2 separate regions of the Homo sapiens genome follow, and region 1 is linked to region 2. A link is a contact called in ENCODE Hi-C or POLR2A ChIA-PET data. All regions are on one chromosome and are shown on one strand. The core of a region is the stretch at or near the end of the contact, and the rest is flanking DNA. Distances in the headings are between cores, read along the strand shown.

Region 1 (7,008 bases), core at 1,678-4,177, 2.3 Mb after region 2:
ACCCCCTTAGTTATAACAACCAAAAACATCTCCAGACATTGCCAAATGTCTCCTGGGAGGTAAAATTACTCCTAGTTGTGAACCACTAACGTAAATGAACCTATGTGTCCCAAATAATTACTTAGAAGGAGGAATTCTAAATACTCCCTTTTTTATTTAAAGGAAATGTACTCTGGAGAGAGTTTACAACCTCCATTCTTAAGGAACACTCATGCAAAATGTATGAGATCTCGTAAGTCTTTTTTCTTACCTATTATAAGTTTTGTTAGCCTACTCACAGCTTTCAATGCTACAATTTATTGAGCACCTACTCTGTGAAGGCATAGCATTAGGGACATCCTGTACTCATGTCCACTGACTCATACCCCGGTCGGGCTGTTTGGGCTGTTTTTAGGACAACTTTGCCACCGTAAAAGAACTGCCAACACCTTAAAAGCAACATGTCTTTGTCAATAAAGGGGCCCCATCATTCCAATCAGGTTCCTTTTGACCCTTTTTAGTAACGCCACACATTTCTACGCAACATTTAAATTAAAAAAAAAAAAAAAAAAAAACACTTTTAGAGGGCAGAAGGCCTTTGCTATATTTGGCATAGAAAGGCCATCACTTTTCAAACTCAGGGGGGTTTCTAGGCAGGATCATTACTGGAAACTCTAAGAACACTTATGGACAGTCTCCTTAACTGCCTGACCCATGTGCCCTCCTAACACAATTTGTAATTTTATCATCCTCATAAATTGAAACTCCTAACTGACCTTTTCCAAATAAATGGGTGCCATGGCGAGAGAGAAAGAAAAAGAGATCAGAGGGTATTTTGTAAGGCTCACAAATCGATTTCGGCTCATGAATAGATGCCTGGAACATGCTCCACACCCCCCCCACCCCCAAAGACAAGCACAGATGGAGAAGATGGGTGTGTGTGAGCTGCTTATCTCCCCCCACCTCTCAACACACATACACACGCGGGAAAGAAAAACCTGCAAATCTGAAATCCAAAATGGCCAAAGTGACTTCAAAGTTTTCAAGACATGTCCTGAAAAGGCTCGTTGGGCGGCTGCACCCCTAAGTAAATAAAGCCATAACTTGTCTCCTTCCCCAGCGCCGGGCTCCCAGGCTGACAGTGGCTGCACAAAACCCCTCCTGTGCCGAGCAGCGGAAACTCCTAATGAGATTAGTTGGTGTGTGTGCAGACATTACTTAGCAATGACTAAGGGGGCTCTCTCTTCCTGCAGCAGCCAGTGGAAAATTCAAGGAACTTTTTCCCCCTGCAGCAGCAGAATCCCTTTAACCCTCTCCGCAGCCAACTCCAAAAACAACTCAGCCTCCCCTTTCCCCGCCACCCCCAGGCTGGAGGACTGGGGTGGGGGTAGTTAAAGACCGGCCAGGGGCTTTCAAATGAGGGAGGGTGGGAGGGGGCTGGCGGGGAAGGGGCGGGGGACCCCTCGAACACTACAAAGGAAACTGTAAAAGGCACAAATACATAAACCTAAGAAGGAGCAAACCACAGTTTCTTTGTGAGCTCCTCTAGTGAGTCATTTTCAAGATGCTGTCTGCTGCCAGTTTCAAAGCGGAAGCGCATGGCAATTAGTCTTGCCGTTTCCAGACAAGCCAGAAACTCTCCCGACACTCGTTTTTTTTTCTTTCTAAAAAGCCCCTTTTGCAGTTTCTGAAATAACATTTCTTGCTTCCACCTCCACCCGCCGCCTAACTGCAGCTTGTCCCTAGGATGATTCGGTTCAGAAAAGATAACAAAACCAAGACCTTTTATTTTTGCTTTTTAACTACTCCAAAATCTTAATCCCGCCTCCCCAAAAGTTACAGTAGCGTCACAGGCCAACGTTGAGTTCGAAGGTAAACAGGGATGGGGAGTGGAAGGGGCCCCAAGATCATTTCTTGCCTGGTCCTTCTCCAAAACCATGCCCAATAGAGACCACCGGCTTTTAAATGTCCGATGGGGCGTGCGCCTGGGGCGGTGACCTGGGCGGGGGTCACCTGCCAAGCGAGAGTGGACGCAGCCCCCAGCCCCACACCTTCGCGACCCATGTCCTCCACCGCCCTCTCCATCCCTGTCTTCCTCCCTGGATCCGAGCACCAGTGCACTTTGCCCACTCGAGGGGAGCCTGACTGCGGTCCCAGCTGGAAGGTCGGCGGTGGTCCAGCCTCCAGGCACTCAGCCTGCTCCTGCCACGGTTCTTCCCAGGGACCCGAAGTCTCGCCGTCCCCCGCTCCCCGCGCTGCCTGCAGCGGGGCCCTGGGCGAGCTCCCAGGGTTGCACGCCCGGCGCCCCTTCCTCTGGGGTCGCAGCGCAGCCCCAGGGAGGGGAGCCGCGGGCGCAGGGTCCCCGCAGCCCCGGGCCCGGCGCGAGCTCGGGCGACGGCGGTGGCAGCGACGCGGGCGCAGGAGCATCCGCGGCGCCCCCTCCCCGCGGCCGGCCCTCCCGCGCGGACGCACCGCCACCCCCACCCCGGCCCGCAGCCCACCCCGCGGCGCCCCCCGCCCCACCCCCACCGCGCCCAAGAAAAGAAAGAAAAAAAGAAAACACCCCCAAACAAACTTTTTAAGTGTCCGAGCAACAGGCAGAAGCCCTGTTACCTACCCAGATGTGGGGGAGTCTTCTTCGGGGGGAATTTCTAGGAGGACCCGGGCGAAAGCCCCCGACTTTCCATGCTGACAGGCGTCTGCAGACGGTCTGTGGCTCTTGTAATGAGATCCTGATTTTTCCCCCTTTTTTTCTTTCTCTCGCTCCTCTTTTTTTTTCCCCTCTGGTGTGTGTGAGAGCAGGAAGTTGGAGCAGTCAGGCCGAGCCGGCTCACTTCCTTTACTGCATTATTCCCCAGGCGGTGTGCAGTCTGTGTAAACAGGCTTTTCCGCCCCGCGCCGCGCGCCCCGGCCGCGGCTGTGCGCCGGGGCTGGCCGCCCAGGCCCGCGCCTCCCCCGCCGCCCCGGCCCCGTGCGCGCCCCGCACCGCCCCCACCCGCCCCGCTTCCTGCGCGGCCACCCCGGGGAGGAGCCTCCGACCCGCGGCGACTCCGCGCGGCCGCAGCCCCTCCCCACGGGGAGGGGGGTCCGCCCGCAACCCGCAGAAGCCGCCGCGCTTCCCGGGACACCGGGGATCCCTCCTCACCTCAACCCCTGGGGGTCGAGCGCGCGGGGCACCACGACGGGGTCGTGCCCTGCGCAGTTGGCCCGGGAGGGGGGTCCCGAGGTGGGGAGGCGGCTGGACTCGCTGTTTCCCATCCGCTGGGATGGAAGAGTTGGGGGGCAGAGGGGAATCGAGAGTGGGGTTCAGGGTTTGGTTGCTCTGGGCAAAGGACTGCTTTTCTTGTGGGTGCGGGCACAGTTTCCGTCTGGGGTTGGAGATGGACACCGTTCCTGTCTGGGTTTTCGGTGTTTTAAAAGCCAGCCCTCGGCCGGGCGTGCTGGCTCACGCCTGTAATCTGAGCACTTTGGGAGGCCAAGGCGGATGGATCACCTAAGGTCAGGAGTTCGAGACCAGCCTGGCCAACACGGCGAATCCCCGTCTGTACTAAAAATACCAAAACAACAACAACAAAAACAGCCAGGTGTGGTGGTGGGTCCCTATAATCCCAGCTACTTGGCAGGCTGAGGCGAGAGAATCGCTTGAACCTGGGAGGCAGAGGTTGCAGTGAGCTGAGATCGCCCCATTGCACTCCAACCTGGGCAACCAGCGAAACTCCGTCTCAAAAAAATAAAAAAGCCAGCCCTCAGTTGGGGGGCGAGCCTGTGGGGAAAGGATAAGGAGCCACAACACTGGAAGTCATGGAAATAATGCCCGCAGGGTCAGAGACTGAGGCTTGAAGGGAGCCTCTGTGGTCTCAGAACTGGTCTTCACACCTCCACATCCCTCAAGGAGGTCCTGCCTCTGAGGGCTCAGGCCAGGCTCTGATGGGAGAGCCTGCCCATTGCCCTAGGCTGAGACAAGGTTGGGGGGGATGGCTGTTGAAGAGCCTCTCCCTTCCCAGGCCTGCGCCCCAACCTCACTGCTCACCTTCCAGAACCTTCCATTCCCATGCCGCCACTTAGCAGCCCAGACCCCTGGTTTTCAAACTTGACCCAAGGGGCTTGTTAAACCACTAGTGGCTGGGCCTCTCCTGGAGTCCCAGATTCAGTAGGTCGGGGGTGGTTCCGGGCCCCGGCTAATGTCAGAATCACCTGGGGAGTGTTTTGACACTCTCCAACAATATACTCAACCCAGGCCAATTAAGTCAGATTCTCTGGGGGCCGGGTGTGAGTCCTTTCAAAAGGACCACATTCTAAGAGTTCCTCCACTACGTTTGTTTCTAGTTTTGCAGTCTCTCCTGAAAGATTATTTTGTTTACAAATTTCTCACTGCCATCAACTGTGAGCTGCTAAAGGGCACGGGGTATGTTTTACTGATTAGTACCACATCCCAGCTCCAAGTGCCTATCAGAGCACACAGGTGATAGGAATTTCCTTCGGGCATTTGCTTCAGGGCTCCTGTGGGTAGTCCACTGGAAAGGGTGGGAGAATGCCCTCCAGACCTCTGAGAAGGAGTGGGAAACCCGTGGGGTGTAGGGTGGGGGCACGGTAGGAGAGTGGGGCAGAAGGAGAAGATATGGAAAAGAGGGCTGCTTATCAACCCCTGATTTCCCACAGCTAATTTTCCAATTAGGGTATTATTGTTTTAATCCCCAGTCATCTTCTTCTGTCACTCAGTAGAACACCTATGGTGTCCCTATATGATCCAGCTGTTGGACTGAGAGAATGTAAACTTATTATCCTCAGGGAAAAAAAAAAAATCCACACAGTTAAGAACTCATGTTGCTTTGCTTTAGGAGATATATGCCTGAAAGAAACCGGTCTGAAAAGGCTATGTTCTGTATGATTCCAAACTATATGACATTTTGTAAAAGGCACTATGGAGATAGTACAAAAGATCAGTGGTTGTCAGGGGTTAGCAGGGAGGGAGGGGTGGACAGGAGGAGCACAGAGGGCAAGGAAACTACTACTCGGTATGATACTATAATGGTGGACACATTTGTTAAGACCCACAGAATATACAACACCAAGAATGAACTCTAATGTAAACCATGGACTTTGGGTGATAGTGATGTGTCAATGTAGATTCAATTACAACAAAGGTACCACTCTGGTGGGGGATGTTGATGATTGGGGAAGCTGTACACGTGTCAGGGCAGGAGGTATATGGGAAACCGCTGTGCCTCCTTCTCAGTTTTGCTGTGAGTCTAAAATCACTTTAGGGTTGGGCATAGTGGCTCACGCCTGTAATCCCAACACTTTGGGAGGCCGAGGTGGATGGATCACCTGAGGTCAGAAGTTCGAGACCAGCCTGGTCAACATGGTGAACCCCCATCTCTACTAATAATACAAAACTTAGCCAGGTATGGTGGCAGATGCCTGTAATTCCAGCTACTCAGGAGGCTGAGGCACGAGAATTGCTTGAACCTGGGATGTGGAGTTTGCAGTGAGCCAAGATCAAGCCACTGCACTCCAGCCTGGGTGACAGAGTGAAATTGTGTCTCAAAAAAATTTAAAAAAATAAATCACTTAAAAAAAATAGTGAAAAATAGTCTAGGGGCCAGGTGTGGTGATACTACTCTCACCTATAATACCAGCTACTCAGGAGGCCAAGGCAGGAGGATCGCTTGAGCCCAAGAGTTCACACTCCAGCCTGGGCAACAAAGTGAGACCCTGTTTCTTTTTCTCTTTTTTTTTTTTTTTTTTTTTTGAGACAGAATCTCACTCTGTCACCCAGGCTGGAGCACAATGGTGCGATCTCTGCTCACTGCAACCTCCACCTCCCGGGTTCAAGCAATTCTCCTGCCTCAGCCTCCTGAGTAGCTCGGATTACAGACACGCACCACCATGCCTGGCTAATTTTTGTATTTTTAGTAGAGACGGGGTTTCACCATGTTGGTCAGGCTGGTCTCGAACCCCTGACCTCGTGATCTGCCCACCTCGGCCTCCCAAAGTGCTGGGATTACATGTGTGAGCCAGCGCACCTGTTCAACCCTGTTTCTTAAAAAAATAAAAAATACATACACAAACATATGAAGTATATGAAGTCTGTTTTTTAAAAAAAGTATATTCAAAGCCAAACATTTTAATTCAGTGATTTTTATGCTTTTATTTTTGCACAATAAATCTTTGTAGAATCCTAACATGTAAGGGAGCATGTTTTTGTCAACCAGTTTTATTGTTTTGAAGAAATACCTCATCTAAAACACTTCTGACACACTTTTGGGCAGCTTTAGGGTTTCCCAGCCCATATGAAATCCTGATAAGTTTCTCTGGTATTTTGGATTGTCCACACGACTACTCTCAGCTCCTCACATGCATGGGTGATTCAGAGCTGACTCTGGTCTTCCTCAAAGCACAGGGCATAGCTTTTATTTTCAGGTGTCGGCAGCTTCTGTTCTTTGCATTCTAAGAGAAAGCTGCTATTTGTTTTCCATGCTTTCCTTCCCACTATCAAAAAGCAGCCAAGGCCAGGGGAGGTGGCTCATGCCTATAATCCCAGCATTTTGGGAGGCCGCAGCAGGCGAATCACTTGAACCCAGGAGTTCAAGACCCGCCTGGGCAACATGGCGAAACTCCATCTCTCTACAAAAAAATACAAAAATCAGCCAGGCATGGTGGTGCATGTCTGTGACCCCAACTACCCCAGCTACTCAGGAAGCTGAGGTGGGAGGATCACCAGAGCTCAGGAGGTCTAGGCTGCAGTGAGCCGTGGTCACACCACTGCATTCCAGCCTGGGCAACAGAGCGAGACCCTGTCTCAAGAAAAAAAAAAAAAAAAAAAAAAAGCAGCCAAAAGATGTGGTATCTGCTATTGCATGATCCACACTCCGCTTTCTATGCTTTTGTTTTAAAACAGCGAGGAGTTAGGACTGAGAAGATTTCAAGTAAGAGTTCTTTAGGAGCCCTTTATAGCAAGTGACAGAGCCCAGGGTCATATATTTTGGCTGGCCAAGAAACAAGTGAGACTCTCTCAGCTTTAAAAAG
Region 2 (6,680 bases), core at 3,232-5,731:
AAGGTGAATGTTTTTGATTTGGGCCTGGAAGGCAAATTAGATGGATACATGTTTAAATTATTAAAGTGAGGGGTGGGGAAGATATTCGGGATGCTCATACTTCACTATTCCCCAGTCTTTATTTATTTATTTATTTATTTATTTATTATTTTTTGAGACAGAGTCTTACTCTGTTGCCCAAACTGGAGTGCACTGGCGCCGTATCGGCTCTGCATCCTCTACCTCCTGGGTTCAAGTGATTCTTCTGCCTCAGTCTCCTGAGTAGTTGGGATTACAGGTGTGCACCACCACGACCGGCTAAGTTTTTTGTATTTTTAGTAGAGACGGGGTTTCACCATGTTGGTCAGGCTGGTCTCAAACTCCTGACCTCAAATCATCTGCCTGCCTTGGCCTCCCAAAGTGCTGGGATTATAGGCATGAGCCACTGGGCCCAGCCTCTAATTTATTTAAATAATAATTTAAAGTTAAAACTGAGAGGAGGTGGGTGGACCTCGAGGTCAGGAATTCAAGACCAGGTTGGCCAATATGGTGAAACCCTGTCTCTACTAAAAATACAAAAATTATCTGGGCATGGTGGCATGTACTTGTAATCCCAGCTACTGGAGAATTGCTTGAACTGGGACCCTGGAGGCGTAGGTTACAGTAAGCCGAGATCACGCCACTGCACTCCAGCCTGGGCGACAGAGCGAGGCTCTGTCTCAAAAAAAAAGCAAAAAACAAAAAACTGAGAGGCAAAAGTCTGTCTCCCTTCAGCTCGACTAACACTTAGTCTTTTCTTTCCCTCCTTATTTAAAAAAATAAATCTTTATTGATTTATCTTTTGTGCCAAGCATGGAGATAGGCATTGGGCACAAAAAATTAGTAAGACTCACTTCTTGCCCTCAAGGAACTCAAATTTCTTGAGGGAGGTGGACTTTTAACTGATAGTTACAATACAATTTGGTAAGTGCTATGGTGGAGGCATAGCTCATGCTGATGGAGAGCCTGCTATGCCTTAGGCTTCAAGTGCCTTATATAATATTAACCATTGTCCAAGGACAAAGTTATAACAGATTTAAAGATCTTAATTGGCTTCCATTTGTGATTCTAAAATCAGGCAACATCTCATTCCATAAAATAGAATGAGTATTTCAATGAGCTGAACAGAAGAGTTTGGCTTTTATTTTATTTTTGAGACAGAGTTCCGCTCTTGGTGCCCAGGCTGGAGTGCAGTGGCACAACCTCAGCCCACTGCAACTTCTGCCTCCCAGGTTCAAGAGATTCTCCTGCCTGAGCCTCTTGAGTAGCTGGGATTACAGGTGCCCACCACCATGCCCAACTAATTTTTTGTAGTTTTAGTAGAGACGGGGTTTCACCATGTTGGCCAGGCTGGTCTCAAACTCCTGACCTCAGGTGATCCACCTGCTTTGGCCTCCCAAAATGCAGGGATTACAGGCATAAGCCACCTTGCCTGGCCAAGGTTGGCTTTATAGACAAAAAAGGGTTGAGCAAAGCAGAAACAGAAAACACAAAGTGGATTGGTGCTTTAAAGTTACTTTCCGTTTAAAGGTTAAAGCAGAGTGGACCTTCTTATCATTCCAGCGAAAACTGACCTGCTTGGGGATTTGACTATTATATCTCGCTGCTGATTTCTTTCTCTCTTTTTTTTCTCTCCTTTTTTTGAGACAGGGTCTTGCCCTGTCACCCAGGCTGGGGTGATCACAGCTCATTGCAATCCCTGCCTGAACCGGTCTTCTCACCTCAGCCTCTGGAGTAGCTGGGATCAGAGGCACGCGTCACTATGCCACTAATATTTTGTATTTTTTGTAGAGGGATGGTGGTGGTGTTGGGGGGTGGGGGCTCTCCATGTTGCCCAGGTTGGTCTTGAACTCCTGATCTCAAGCTCAGCACCTGCCTTGGCGTCCCAAAGTGCTGAGATTACAGGTGTGAGCCACCATGCTCCGCCCCCTCCTGATTTCTTGGAAGGTCAGATAAACAACTTATTTTCAGCTTAGTGGTGTGGAACTCCAGCATGAGTGACTCTATTTTGGTTTGTCTGTTGGGCCTAGTGTAGGAACTCAGTTCAAACCAATGACTTACTATACATTTTATTTAATACCATTTAATCCTTATTTAAATCCTATGAGTTTGCTATAATAATTTTCTCCTTTTTACAGTGAGGAAACTGAGGCACTGGAAGATGAAGGCTACAGAGGTAGAAAGTGATGGAGGTATGTGCAGAATACTACGGGATTACAGAGAGGGAAGGGCTGGAGTGGTCAAAGAAAGACCTATTTTTAGCTGGGCCACCAAAGAATGATGATGAACTTAGAAAAAGAATGGGGGAAATGTTTTCCAGCACTTAGGGAACAGAGAAACATTAATACAAAGGCTCAGAGCATGTGGCAATTTGGGAAAAGTGGCAATGCGGGAAAGAGTATATGGTGGAGGGGCTGCTGCTTAGGGGACTGGAGTGGCAGGGGGCAGGAAATGTCTTCACCTTTCATTATAATGCATGACTGGGGAGAATTAAACATCACAATCTTTGAGGAACTGACAGGAACCTTACCTATCTTCTTGATCCTTTCGTTATACAGATAAGGAAACTGAGGCCAGACAGCTCCAGTGATTTAACTAAATTCCTGTGGCCGAGAACATCACCTTTATCTGTTGCTGTAAATTAAGGAATCTGTGGGCTTAGTGATTAGGTGTCCCTCAGAGGTTTTCAGGGCCTCAGATCTTGCCATCACTTTCCTTAGAGTTATCTGTTCCTGGGCTGGCCTAAGCTTCCTGTCCTTTAAGGAACCTGCCTGCCAACATTGGCCCCAACCCAACAGGAGATCAGTGACCTCCGTTTTCCTGACTTTTTTCCTGCCCTACTGACCACCTGCTGACCTATCCCGGTTAATAGCTTTACTGATCTGTCTAGCTTTGAGGCAAACACTAGCCCCAGTGTGAGGAACAAAGGGTCCTGGTGACCCACACCCCCTGGCCCTTTGGCATTCAGTCCTCAGGCTACCCAGAAGGACAAATTATTCAGCCTGTTTGGGGTGGGATGGAACAGTTTCTACTTCTTTTCTTTGGATTTTTTTTTTTTTTTTGAGACCCGTCTCACTCTGTCACCCAGGCTGGAGTGCAGTGGTGTGACCTTGGCTCACTGCAACCTGCGCCTCCCAAGTTCAAGCAATTTTCATGCCTCAGCTGCCCGATTAGCTGGGACTACAGGTGCGGGCCACCATGCCTGGCTAATTTTTGTATTTTTAATAGGGATAGGGTTTCACCATGTTGACCAGGCTGGTCTCAAATTCCTGACCTTGTGATCCGCCTTGGACTTCCAAAGTGCTGGGATTACAGGTGTGAGCCACTGCGACAGGCCTTTTCTTTAGTCTTTCCGTGTTTTCTAAACACAAAGCAACAGAAAAACTTCTGCTTCAAATGCATGACTCAGGTCTGGCATTCAAGTTGCTGCTATTTTGGGAAAAAAGCTGCCTGTAGCTTTTGAAATTTCTTATTCTCCTACCTGTGATTAACTCATATGATTAGCAAAGTTTTATTATCAGAATTTATCAATAAAATGAAGTTAGTGATCTAGAAAATAAGAAGAGAACCAGCACAAAATAGCACGCAGAATCCCATTTTTTTTCTATGCATTTGTAAGTACTGGAAACGTCTGGTGGCTGGGTGCGGTGGCTCATGCCTGTAATCCCAGCACTTTGGGAGGCTGAGGCGGGAGGACCACTTGAGGTCAGGAGTTCGAGACCAGGCTGGCCAACAGAGTGAAACCCCGTCTCTACTAAAAATACAAAAATTAGCTGGGCGTGGTGGTGGGTGCCTATAATCCTAGCTACTCGGGAGGCTGAGGCAGGAGAATCACTTGAATCTGGGAGGCGGAGGTTGCAGTGAGCCTAGATCGCGCCATTATACTCCAGCATGGGGACAGAGTGAGACTCCGTCTCAAAAAAAAAAAAAAAAAAAAGGAAGAAAGAAAGAAGAAAACATCTGGAAAGAAGTAGCTGAAGATATTAAAAGTAGTTATATCTGGGTTAAGAGTGTGTTGATGATCGCTGTTCTTTTTGCTATTCCACCTTTTCTAAATTTTCTACTATGTGCATATATTGAACTCAGAAAAGCAAACAATAAAATTTTCTTTAAAGTTATTAATATTAGGCAAAGCAAATAGCTCAAATGTACATTTGTGATAGTCCTCTTAGCCTATGACATGTTGAGTAATGTATTCTAGTTTGGTTTTCCTTGTTAGCCAGATTTCATTATTTTGCAGCTTAAGTTGTTTATTTCTAGTTCCTTAAGGTGGGGAGGAGGTGAGGAGGTGAGGAGGGTGAAGAAGCAAATTCCACTTCAGTAAAACAGGGCGTGCAGCCTTTTCCCCTGAGTCCCTTTGTCTCAAGGCCCCTGTGTTCCGGGTCTTTTGTTGTTCTCTGCATGGACTTTGATTCGAGATTTAAAGAAAAACAAGTGCTGGCCCTCCTTGCGCCCTCTGGTGTCCCAGTGAGGTATAACCGGACAAACCGCACAAAGATCACAGCCATTTTCACACAGCGCTCCCCCGACACAGTGATGCCTGGAGACGGGAATGTCTGGAATCTTAGAGGAAGGAATCACACACCGACAAGCATGGCAGGCTTAGTCTTTGAAACTTAATCAGAGCCTGTAAGTATGGATACTGTTTTTTAAAAAATTAAAAGCAGTATCTGGACTGCAAGTATTTAAAAAACCTAATAGGAAATAAGTCAACTCTCAAAGCATTTGGCACAGCTTTCTGGGTTCTAAAACTAAGAAAATCTTACTACATATGTTGTTTTATAAATACAGCATAAACCAGTACTTTGTTATTTGTTTTAAAAATTTCTTTTAGAGACAGGGTCTTGCTCTGTCACCCAGGCGGGAGAGCAGTGGTGCAATCTTAGCTCACTGCAGCCTTGAATTCCTGGCCTCGGGTGATCCTCCATGCTTCCGCCTCCCAAAGGACTGGGTTTACAGGTGTGAGTCACTGTGCCTGGCCTAGAACTTTGGATTAATTGCAAATAAATTAGGTGAAAGAGAGGTCTGGATACCTAGGCTTTAGCTTGACTGAGGATAATGATTTCCGCAACTTTAAGCTTTACCATGTAGACCAAAAATAAAATTCTAAGCTCCCCAATCAGTTGAATGGATGCCTCCTTGTCCAGGGGCATTCCAAAGTTACCTGAAACGCTAGTTCATGTCATGATGGGAACAGGTGGTCAGACAAGCCTCATTATACTCTCCTCCCTTTGGGACAGAGTCCCTTTGGGATTCAGGCACATCTGACCAGCATTAACATAAGTCTGACAAAGAAGGCTTTTTGTAGCAGTAAGATACCAACATGACAGACAGCAGGCCCTGAAGTAAATTGAAGTAGTTTACCCCAAAAAATATATATATATTTTTGACACATTTTGAAATGGCCCTGCAAAGGTGTCTCTTGTGGGGAAAATCTACTTTCAGTAGAGAATCCCCTTCCCTTTCCAGATATTTTTCCTTAACCAGGAGAGAATTTACTGAGAGTCTTGCACCTTAAAAAGGTAAAAAATAAAATTTTTGGCTGGGCATGGTGACTCACGCCTATAATCCCAGCACTTTGGGAGGCCAAGGCAGGTGAATCACCTGAAGGTCAGGAGTTCGAGACCAGCCAGGCCAACATGGTGAAACCCCATCTCTGGCTAATACAAAAATTAGCCAGGCATGGGGTGGGGGTGTGGGCGCCTGTAATCCTAGCTACTTGGGAGGCTGAGGCAGGAGAATTACTTGAACCTGGGAGGTGGAGGTTGCAGTGAGCCGAGATCACACCATTGCACTCCAGCCTGGGCAACAAGAGCGAAACTTCGTCTCAAAAAATAAAATAAAATAAAATAAAATAAAAAAAATAAATAAAAATTAAAAGTTTTACAATCTGACCTGGTGCTGTGGCCCACTCCTGTAATCCCAGCACTTTGGGAAGCCGAGGCAGGTGGGTTGCTTGAGCCCAGGAGTTCGAGATAAGTCTGGGCAACACGGTGAAACCCTGTCTCTACTAAAAATACAAAAATTACCAGGACGTAGTGGCGCGCATCTGTAATCCCAGCTACTCCAGAGGCTGAGAGGTGCGAGGATGGCTTGAGCCTGGGAGGTTGAGGCTGCAGTTAGCTGAGATTGCACCACTGCACTCCAGCCTGGGTGATGGAGTGAGACCCAGAAATAATTACAATGTGTTCTTTCTGAAGCCTGCTACCTGGAGGCTTTATCTGCATAACAAGAACCTTGGTTTTCGCAACCCCTTATCTTAATTCAGGCACTCCCTTCTATAAATTTCAGGTCTTTAGATAAACTCTTTCAACTAACTCCCAATCAGAAAATCTTTGAATTCACTCATGATGTAGAAGCGCCCCATCCACCCTCACTGAACCAATGTACATCTTACATGTATTTTTTGATGTCTTCTGTCTCTCTAAAATGTGTAATAAAAAGCTGTAGTCCGACCACTTTGAGCACACGTTCTCAGGATTTCCTGGGGCTGTGTCACTGGCCATGGTCACTCATATTTGGCTCAGAATAAGTCTCTTCAAATATTTTACAGAGTTTGACTCTTTTCTTCATCGACAATCAATATGTGAGAGTTGATACTGAAGGTCCCTTTTGTCTATAATATACTTCATTCTATCGCATTTTTCACCAGACTGTTTTGT

Evidence for each region. Hi-C counts contacts between places; a loop is a spot of excess contacts on that map. ChIA-PET counts read pairs that join two places held with the same protein, here RNA polymerase II (POLR2A). Pooled maps may share reads with other maps.
Region 1: POLR2A ChIA-PET joins it to region 2 with 11 read pairs in activated T-cell. The contact joins the promoter of ELK3 here to the enhancer-like site in region 2. A Hi-C loop is called at or near these places in 4 of 168 maps with a recorded cell type or tissue (CD4-positive, alpha-beta T cell, CD4-positive, alpha-beta memory T cell, chondrocyte and 1 more), 2 of 37 single-sample maps with no recorded cell type and 12 of 50 pooled maps. POLR2A ChIA-PET finds 5 or more read pairs at or near these places in 2 of 52 experiments (MCF 10A and activated T-cell).

What each region holds. Positions count from the first base shown.
Region 1 is chr12:96,190,294-96,197,301 of GRCh38, reverse strand. It overlaps ELK3 (ETS transcription factor ELK3), which reads right to left and starts at 2,927. Exons shown (of 5, transcript NM_005230.4): 1 at 2,597-2,927. RefSeq lists an enhancer at 1,552-1,631 and a silencer at 2,963-3,102.
Region 2 is chr12:98,488,961-98,495,640 of GRCh38, reverse strand. LINC02453 (long intergenic non-protein coding RNA 2453) reads left to right here. Exons shown (of 4, transcript NR_038383.1): 3 at 2,157-2,210. Among named protein-coding and RNA genes, the nearest start is that of TRD-GTC1-1, 11 kb to the left of the region's middle. RefSeq lists a silencer at 4,816-5,110. Within about 2 kb of position 4,481, at least 28 of the 41 ENCODE cell types and tissues checked have a DNase peak (open chromatin) inside an H3K27ac peak, as active enhancers do.